Linked DNA regions of Homo sapiens: region 2 is linked to region 1. The links are chromatin loops, found by intact Hi-C in ENCODE. Cell type or tissue: B cell. All regions are shown on one strand. Each heading gives the region's core, and the rest is flanking DNA. Links, peaks and the distances in the headings are about the cores only.

Region 1 (5,310 bases), core at 1,241-5,240:
CATAGTTTACATAAGGGCTTCCTTTTGGTGTTGTACATTCTATGGGTTTTAATTTTTTTAAATAAAGATTTTATTTTTTAAGAGCAATTTTAGTTTCACAGCAAAACTGACAGGTAGGTCCGGAGAGTCCCATATACCTCCTTCCCCCATGCAGTCACGGCTCCCCTGACTACCAACATCCCTATCAGAGTGGTAAATTTGTTAAAATCGATGAACCTACATTAACACATCATTACTAACCAAAGCCTGCGGTTTACATTAGAGTTAGTTCACCCTTGGTGTTTACATTCTGTATCTTTGAACAAATGTATACTTACAAGTATCCACTATTACAGTATCATGAGAGTATTTTCGCTACCGTAAAAATCCTCTGTGCTGTCTGCCATTAGTTGTTTTTTGTTTTTGTTTTTTTAATGTGGGGTTTTGTTTTGTTTGGTTTGAGACAGAGCCCTCGTCTGTCGCCCCGGGCTGGAGTGCAGTGGCGCCATCTGAGCTCGCTGCAATTTCTGCCTCCCAGCTCAAGTGATCCTCACACCTCCGCCTCCTGAGTAGCTGGGACTACAGGTGCACACCAGCACACCTTGCTAATTTTTTGTATTTTTTGTAGAGAAGGGGTTTCACCATGTTGCTCAGGCTGGTTTGGAACTCCCGGGCTCAAAGGATCCAACCGTCTTGGCATCCCAAAGTGCCAGGATTACAGGCGTGAGTCACTGCGCCAGACTTAAAATGTGGTTGTTAATGACTACGTCTGTTGCATAACCAAAATCCCCTATTATTGGGCATTTAGATTGTTTCCTTATCTGTTTTAAAGAGGAGAAAACTAAGGCCCTTCACTTGACAAGTCACTTGTCCAAAGTCACCTGGCTAAAAAGTAGGCAGAACTGATATTAGAAATCTGGTCTGACTCCAGAACCCATTCTTAGGCCACCACACTGCGTCTAGAATTAATAACACACCACTTAACCCCGTTAGATCAGCTCCCCTCAACTTGAAAGATAGTGACCAGGCACCTCCACAAGCAGAGCAGCCAAGGATTCAAGTATATGTTGAGGAAGGCAGGCAATACAGAAAAAACTAGGTGGCTCAACTGAGATGGAACAAGCAGAAAATGCAAAGGGGAGGTCCAGGAATAGAAATAAACAGGAGGTAGGAGATGGGTACACAGAATGCTGGTTAAGACAAAGAGAAAGCTGGATTTGGGAAATCTAAAAGTAAGAAACTCTGGCTTTTATCTCTGTATGTAGGAGGGAGCAAAGATAACCTCAAGGCCATGTGGGGAGCTAGCAAGGATAAGGTTTCTGGGAAAAGGAATGAGAAAAGGGAGGGTAAACTCCCGAGGACTACAAGAGCAGGAGAGGCTTTGTGTGGCCAGGAGGAGAGGCCAGAAGTCAACGAGGCAGGCTAGAATAGGCACTGGATACCAAACCTTCCTGTTCCTAAGGAGACTTCCTTCCAGCCTGAGCCTCCTCTAGTAGTTCGGCTACTAAATGCTCTCAGCCCTTAGGGGCTGTGGTGGGAAGTGGGGAGCGGGGATTGTAAAGTGCTCTAACTATTAATATAATGCGGACTGAGAATGGATGCTGGCACAATTTTTTAAAGGCAGTAGGCTTAACGCTAGTGCCACCTACCCCTACTCCACTTCTCTAGCCTAACCTCAGCCACACCCACATGCTAAGGACCATCCAGGAGGGGGGAGCGTGTAGCGCGCCTGCGTGCTCGTGCGCACGAGAAGCAGAGAGGCAGAGAAGGAGACAAAAAGAGATAGGGGGAGAGAGAGAGAGAGAGCGAGAAGAGAGAGACAGACAAGGACAGAAAGGGGGCTGGAGGAGAAAGAGAGAGAGAGATACAGAGAGAGAGAGAGAGAGAGAGAGAGAGAGAGAGAGAGAGAGAGAGAGAGAGAGAGAGAGAGAGATCAGCCCTGGTGAGGGAGGAAAACTCCATAGATAATACAGGGAGCTCCTGCAGGAAGACTCAGGGAGAAGATCCCAGAACTTACCCTAAGACTGTTGAGAGAGTAGGGGGTAGCTTTGCAGGACCTGGTTTGGGGGTCATCAAGCAGTAACGGTTACTGCACAGGCGTTGCCACTGAGCCAGAGCCATTTAACCCGACCTGTGTGGCTGGGGATCAAGCTTCAGATACCCCATAACTCTGACTCTCAGACTGTTTTGGGGGCCCCGTGGCTGCAGACAAGGGAAGGAGGGGCACGTGAGGGCTGGGTCCCTGCCTCCCCCCGTCCTCCGCTGTCACTCACTACCCCAACAGTCGCCCAGGGGGCGGGACCCGGAGAGGTGGGGATGGGGGAGGGTAATCTTGGCAGGCGCCTGCTGCATGGCGTAGGTAGGGACTATTGAGGGGGGCGGACGCCGAGGGGGTGAACACGAGTGGGAAGCTAAGAGAGACACGGGGAGGGGGAGGGGACCGGGAACCATTTGAATGAGAGGAGGGGATCACGGGTAGAGTGGGCTCCAGGAGGTAGGGCGAGCAGGGTGTGACGGGGGCCAGACTCTTGAGCCAGGTAAGGGGAGCAGGTGCGTAGATCTGTGTTTTTTGTGGGTGAGCGCACTCGGCCCTTGGGTGGAAAGGGGACGCCGCCTTTCCCGGGGGGCCGGCTTCAAAGCTCCAGAGGCTATCTTTTCCTTCTCAACTAACGGGGCCCCGGGCGGGGGCTCAGGCGCCGTCTCTAGTGGCTGCATTCCACTCCGCAATTTCCAGGCGGCCACTGGACTGGGAGTCTCGCGCCGGGGGCCGGCGCTGTCTCGCGAGCCCCCTCCTCGAGCCAGCCAATGGGGTTGGTTGCTGGCACCGCCCGCCCGCCTGGTGCAGAGCGCTGGGCGCTGCGAGCGGCGCTGCCATTTAAAGGGGCCGCGACCCCTGTCCCGGCTGCTAGGGAGGGAGGTAGAGAAGGAGCGCGGGGCCGTCGCTGTCTGCAGTTCTAGGCTTGTAGCCTTTGCACTAACCCTGCCGCAGGTAGGGGTCGGGCCTGCTCAAGCCGAACCGAACCTGCAAGCGGGATCTTGCAGTAGCCGGGAGGCGGTGGTGGGGGGGTCTAAGGAGAGATCGTAGCTCCAAAATGTCTTCCTGTAAATGCCTGAGGTTGGGGGTGGGCAACAGGAGAAGGGAGGACTGGAGGAGCAATGGGAAAGGGGGACGGGGCTGAGGAAGTGGGCGACCTGAAAGGTAACTGGGGGGAAGGGGTTGCGAAGGGCAGTTTGTGGGGGCGGGGGAAGGGCCGAGGGAGGACCTAGCAACGCGGGGAGGGGGGGTGGGGCCAGACAGGGTGGGTAAAGACTGGGGAGCTGGGGGGCTCCTGCAGAGTGGGGAGGGAATAGAAACTGAGATCGCGGGGGCGGGAAAGGCTCCTGGTGGCGACGGCCTTAGGAGACTCTAAGGGGGCGTTCAGCCTGAGTTGCGGGGGGTAAAAGGTAAGGGGGGAAGGGAATGGGAGTTGCAGTCGAGTAGGGGGGTGGGCGGGTAGAACGACCGACTGCCTGGCCAGTGTGGGCACGGGGCCAGGGCGGGGAACGCCTCTCCCCACTGGGGGCGCTGTATTGGGGGGAGTGGTCATTAGGACTAAAGCCTTCGGAAATGCTTGTAGATTGTGGTGGTGGGGGCTGCTCATGAGAAATCCAAGTGGATGATGGGGTGTGTCTCAGAGCCTATATAAGAAGGAATTCAGGCTAAGACCACCTCTACTGCCCCCTCTTCTACTCCTAATCTGCAGTACATATCCAGCCATACTCATGGACCCCAGTGATTTCCCCAGTCCATTTGACCCATTGACCCTGCCAGAGAAGCCCCTGGCTGGAGACCTACCAGTAGACATGGAATTTGGAGAGGATCTACTGGAATCCCAGACTGCCCCAACTCGAGGATGGGCCCCCCCTGGCCCTTCTCCATCCTCGGGAGCCCTGGACCTGCTTGATACCCCTGCTGGCCTGGAAAAAGACCCTGGAGTCCTGGATGGAGCCACTGAGTTGCTGGGGCTGGGGGGGCTGCTCTATAAAGCCCCCTCTCCCCCGGAGGTGGACCACGGTCCTGAGGGAACCCTGGCATGGGATGCAGGAGATCAGACCCTAGAGCCTGGACCAGGGGGCCAGACCCCTGAGGTGGTACCACCTGATCCAGGGGCTGGGGCAAATTCCTGTTCACCTGAGGGGCTACTAGAGCCTTTGGCTCCAGATTCTCCAATAACACTGCAGTCCCCACATATTGAAGAGGAGGAGACCACCTCCATAGCTACTGCAAGAAGGGGCTCCCCTGGGCAGGAGGAGGAGCTTCCCCAAGGGCAGCCACAGAGCCCAAATGCCCCGCCTAGCCCTTCAGTGGGAGAGACTCTGGGGGATGGAATCAACAGTTCTCAGACCAAACCTGGGGGCTCTAGCCCCCCTGCACATCCTTCCTTGCCAGGTAGGTTGCCTAATTATCTGGAGAATCAGGGCTGGGAGAGGGTGGTGGTAAGGAGGGGTGGCTATGTGCTTTGGGAAGTAGTGGGGAGGAGGAGGGTGGAGAGATAAGTGTAGGGATGTGTGTGGGGAAGGACTTGGGGTTTACGAGGGAGGAGTGGGGTGGTGTGTAGAGGAAGATTAAGGAAAGTAGGGGTGGGCACAGGCTGTGGGGGAGGAATGGGGTAAGGTTTCAGGGAGCGTAGGTTGGGAGGAGTGAATTTGGTGGGAAGGGTTCCCTTTTTCCTACCCCAGTGGGCTTTTGGTGCCAGAGTCCTTCCTTCAGGATTTGGGGGAGTACACCAGGCTTCTTGGTTCTAAGACCTTTACAGCTTTTTGGTTCTAGATGGGAGTGGGATTTCTGGGTTTGATGAATGGTAACTAGGTTCTGGAGCCCCTAACAGCATAAGGATTTCAGCAGAGCGATAGAAATGCAGGGTCTAGGATTGCGTCTCTGATAGGGGAGGGACAACCTTGACTTGAGAGGCTCTAGTGTCTCCCCTCTTCTGCCTAGTGGTGTGCCTCTATCAGGCTGTGACGAGGGTCTTAGGGCTTATATAACCACCTGAATCCAGGGGAAGCTACCCATACACTGATGCTTCCTTTTCCTTTTGCTACCTTTGGGTGGTTGTGTGTGTTTTTCATTGGTAAAATATAAATTCTTAATGAAAGGTATATTACCTGTGTTTCCTTAACCCCCAAGGATTGGGACAGAAAGCTGGTGGGAAGGATAGATTTTTTTTTTTTCATGGAATAGCTGCACGTGCACCCCCCCACCCTTAGTACAGAGCCTGAGGTAACCCTGAGAGGGGCCCCAAGAAGCCACAGGCACTCGAGTTTTCCCTTTCAGTTTTGAGTAAGTTCTTC
Region 2 (4,000 bases), core at 1-4,000, 140 kb after region 1:
TGGGACTACAGGTGAGTGCTACCAAACGTGGCTAATTTTTGTATTTTTGTAGAGATGGGGTTTTGCCTTCTGAAGGATTTTAGCCTACAGAAAGTTAGGAAGAGGCTAATTCCAGAGAAAGGAAATGCGTATGACATATCCAGTGTGGCTGGAATTGATCATTGGAGCTTGGGCTTTATTCTGAAGGCCATGAGTAGCTTTTGAAGACTTTTAAATTGGAGAATGCCCTCTGTAGTGGGTTGAATGTGGCCTCCAAAAAGATATGTTCACTTGGAACCTGTGGATGTCACCTTCTTTGACAAAAGGCTTTTAGCAGCTGTAATTAAGGCAAAGCTCCTAGGAGAGAACACCCTGGATTAGGGTGGGCCATAAATCCAATGACAGGTGTCCCTGTAAGAGAAGAGAAGGATAAAGGAGATGCAGAGAAGAAGAAGAGGTAATGCAAAGATGGAGGCAGAGATTGGAATGATGTGTCTACAAGCCAAGGAGCACCAAGGATCGACGGCAGCCACCAGAAGCTAGAAGAGAGGCATGGAACAACTTCTTCCTCAGCGCCTCCAGAAGGGACCAACCCTGGCCACACTGATTTCGGACTTCTGGGCTCCAGAACTGTGAGAAAATAAATGCCTTTTTTTCCTTTTTAAAAAATTTTTATTTATTTATTTATTTATTTATTTGAGATGGAGTCTCACTCTGTTGCACAGGCTAGAGTGCAGTGGCGCAATTTTGGCTCACTGCAACCTCTGCCTCCTAGATTCAAGCGATTCTCATGTTTCAGCCTCCCGAGTAGCTGGGATTACAGGTGTTGCCACCATGTCTGGCTAATTTTTGTATTTTTAGTAGAGACGGGGTTTCACCAGGTTGGCCAGGCTGGTCTCGAACTCCTCAAGCAATCCACCTGCCTTGGCCTCCCAAAGTGCTGGGATTGCAGGCGTGAGTCACTGCACCCAGCCGAGAGAATAAATTTCTGTTGGTTTAAGCCACTCAGTTTGGGGATAACTTATGGCAGCCCTAGCAAACTAATACATACTAAAGATACATACTAAATACTAAGCTGGGCCATATAGTCCAGTTTTCCTGAGACTCCCAGGCAAGTGCTGTTTTTCTTTGCTTAATATCCTACACCACTTTCTGTCTGGTAAAATTACACTCATTCTTTAAGATGCCACTGAAATAGCACCTCTTCAGCACAGCCTTCACTAAACTATCCCCCTCTCCATCTTGGTAAATTTAGTTACTTCCTCTTCTGTGCTCACATACTTTGTAGTATCTCTACATTTATGCTATAGGACTTGTTACACTATGTTGTATTACTTGTTTATGTCTTCCCCACTTTTCTGTGAGTGTCTAGAAATATGAGGATGTCTTGTTGGTCTATTTCCAGAACATAAGCACAGTGCCTGGCACATATTAAAAACGTAATAAATGTTTGCTGAATAAATAGTTTCTGTAAGTGGCTTCTCCAATCACCTCTGTGTTTTCGGGGAAGGTAAAACTGGCAACAGGATGAAGAATGGATTAGAGAGCAGAGGGCCTTTAGAAAGGGAGGCCAGTTGATGGAGTCTAGATAGAATCATGACTAGAGCTAATGAAAGACTGATTTAGCAGAGTGGCTGTGGTAATGGAAAGGAGGAAACCGTTGGGAGAAACACCACAGAAGCAGAGTGGGTTATATTCTCTGGGTGAGAGAGGGGGAGAAATTGAAGCTGATTCTGAGGTTTCAAGTCTGGGTGACTGAGAGGGTGACGATACCATTGACTGAGGTGGGGAAGGCAGGAAGAGAAGCAGAGTTGGGGGAAGATGGGAAGCTTGAAGCTAGTATTGTTGTTCCTCCATTTCTAGAATATTTTTGTATTATAAGTCACACTTCCTCGCCAGTCTCAACAGGGACCCAGCTCAGGCAGCAGCTAAGGGTGGGTATTCTGGTTTGGATTAGATCAGAGGAAAGACAGCTGTATATGTGCCCACAGGAGCCAAGACGGTATTTTCCATCCTCCCAAAACAGTAGAGCTTTGACAGAGATTTAAGGGTGACCAAGTCAAGGAAGAGGCATGGCATAGAACGGTGATGTCGGGGGTGGGGGTTCAGAACTTCCATTATAGAAGGTAATGATTTAGAGGAGAAGGTGGTTGAGAATGGTGCTAGTGGTAGTGAACAGATCCTTCCCAGGATCTAGGTGGGCTGAGGATTTTTGAGTCTGTGACACTATTGTATATCCAGCTTTAGTTTCTGTTTACCACCTTACAGCAGCACCTAATCTCCTAGAGGACTTAGCCCGTGTCACACAGCACATATTTGCCACACCCTCTGTAAAGCCCTGGTTTATAAGGTTCTTTCCACCGGAAGCTATGACAGAGGAAACGTGTGGGTGGGGAGGGGTAGTGGGTGAGGGACCCAGGTTCCTGACACAGACAGACTACACCCAGGGAATGAAGAGCAAGCGCCATGTTGAAGCCATCATTACCATTCACATCCCTCTTATTCCTGCAGCTGCCCCTGCTGGGAGTGGGGCTGAACACGACAATTCTGACGCCCAATGGGAATGAAGACACCACAGCTGGTGGGAAATCTGGGACTGGAGGGGGCTGGTGAGAAGGGTGGCTGTGGGAAGGGGCCGTACAGAGATCTGGTGCCTGCCACTGGCCATTACAATCATGTGGGCAGAATTGAAAAGTGGAGTGGGAAGGGCAAGGGGGAGGGTTCCCTGCCTCACGCTACTTCTTCTTTCTTTCTTGTTTGTTTGTTTCTTTCTTTCTTTTGAGGCAGGGTCTCACTATGTTGCCTAGGCTGGTCTCAAACTCCTGGCCTCTAGTGATCCTCCTGCCTCAGCCTTTCAAAGCACCAGGATTACAGACATGAGCCACCGTGCTTGGCCTCCTCCTTCTGACCATCATTTCTCTTTCCCTCCCTGCCTTCATTTTCTCCCCAATCTAGATTTCTTCCTGACCACTATGCCCACTGACTCCCTCAGTGTTTCCACTCTGCCCCTCCCAGAGGTTCAGTGTTTTGTGTTCAATGTCGAGTACATGAATTGCACTTGGAACAGCAGCTCTGAGCCCCAGCCTACCAACCTCACTCTGCATTATTGGTATGAGAAGGGACGAGGGGGAGGGGATGAAGAAGAGGTGGGTTGGATCAGAGACCAAGAGAGAGGGTAGCAAGTCTCCCAGGTACCCCACTGTTTTCTCCTGGGGTAAGTCATAAGTCGGTTGAGGGGAGATGAGGCTAGGCTCTGGATATCTGCAGTACCCAGATTGGCCCCACTGTTCCTCTTCCTTCCAACCTTTCTCCTCTAGGTACAAGAACTCGGATAATGATAAAGTCCAGAAGTGCAGCCACTATCTATTCTCTGAAGAAATCACTTCTGGCTGTCAGTTGCAAAAAAAGGAGATCCACCTCTACCAAACATTTGTTGTTCAGCTCCAGGACCCACGGGAACCCAGGAGACAGGCCACACAGATGCTAAAACTGCAGAATCTGGGTAATTTGGAAAGAAAGGGTCAAGAGACCAGGGATACTGTGGGACATTGGAGTCTACAGAGTAGTGTTCTTTTATCATAAGGGTACATGGGCAGAAAAGAGGAGGTAGGGGATCATGATGGGAAGGGAGGAGGTATTAGGGGCACTACCTTCAGGATCCTGACTTGTCTAGGCCAGGGGAATGACCACATATGCACACATATCTCCAGTGATCCCCTGGGCTCCAGAGAACCTAACACTTCACAAACTGAGTGAATCCCAGCTAGAACTGAACTGGAACAACAGATTCTTGAACCACTGTTTGGAGCACTTGGTGCAGTACCGGACTGACTGGGACCACAGCTGGACTGTGAGTGACTAGGGACGTGAATGTAGCAGCTAAGGCCAAGAAAGTAGGGCTAAAGGATTCAACCAGACAGATAGAAGGACCTAATATCAAGCTCCTGTTCTCTGCCTCCCAGCTTCTCTGCTCACCCCCTACCCTCCCTCCTCCAACTCCTTTCCCCCCTATTTTCTCCAG

The links. A loop is a pair of places that touch in the nucleus more often than their neighbours do. Peaks named below come from ENCODE experiments on the same cell type or tissue, not always from the same donor. Only the 100,000 strongest peaks of a DNase experiment are listed, where the experiment ranks them.
Region 2: it touches region 1 in a loop (29-fold over the local background); 2 of 110 quality-filtered maps call a loop at or near these places.

Annotation. Positions count from the first base shown.
Region 1 is chrX:71,251,687-71,256,996 of GRCh38, reverse strand. ZMYM3 (zinc finger MYM-type containing 3) reads left to right here and starts at 2,857. Exons shown (of 25, transcript NM_201599.3): 1 at 2,857-2,968; 2 at 3,723-4,408. The coding sequence starts at 3,742. LOC105373247 (a long non-coding RNA gene) reads right to left here and starts at 2,189. Exons shown (of 4, transcript XR_938434.2): 1 at 1,997-2,189. RefSeq lists silencers at 2,242-2,291, 2,312-2,361. In B cell, for the core only: a CTCF peak has its summit at 3,559; DNase peaks (open chromatin) are centred at 1,696, 2,326, 2,756 and 3,536; H3K4me3 peaks cover 2,174 bases; H3K27ac peaks cover 1,922 bases.
Region 2 is chrX:71,109,985-71,113,984 of GRCh38, reverse strand. IL2RG (interleukin 2 receptor subunit gamma) reads left to right here and starts at 2,408. Exons shown (of 8, transcript NM_000206.3): 1 at 2,408-2,560; 2 at 2,935-3,088; 3 at 3,297-3,481; 4 at 3,690-3,829. The coding sequence starts at 2,446. RefSeq lists enhancers at 2,256-2,645, 1,748-2,947. In B cell, for the core only: no CTCF peak of the experiment used is centred there; DNase peaks (open chromatin) are centred at 1,374 and 2,334; H3K4me3 peaks cover 3,075 bases; H3K27ac peaks cover 4,000 bases.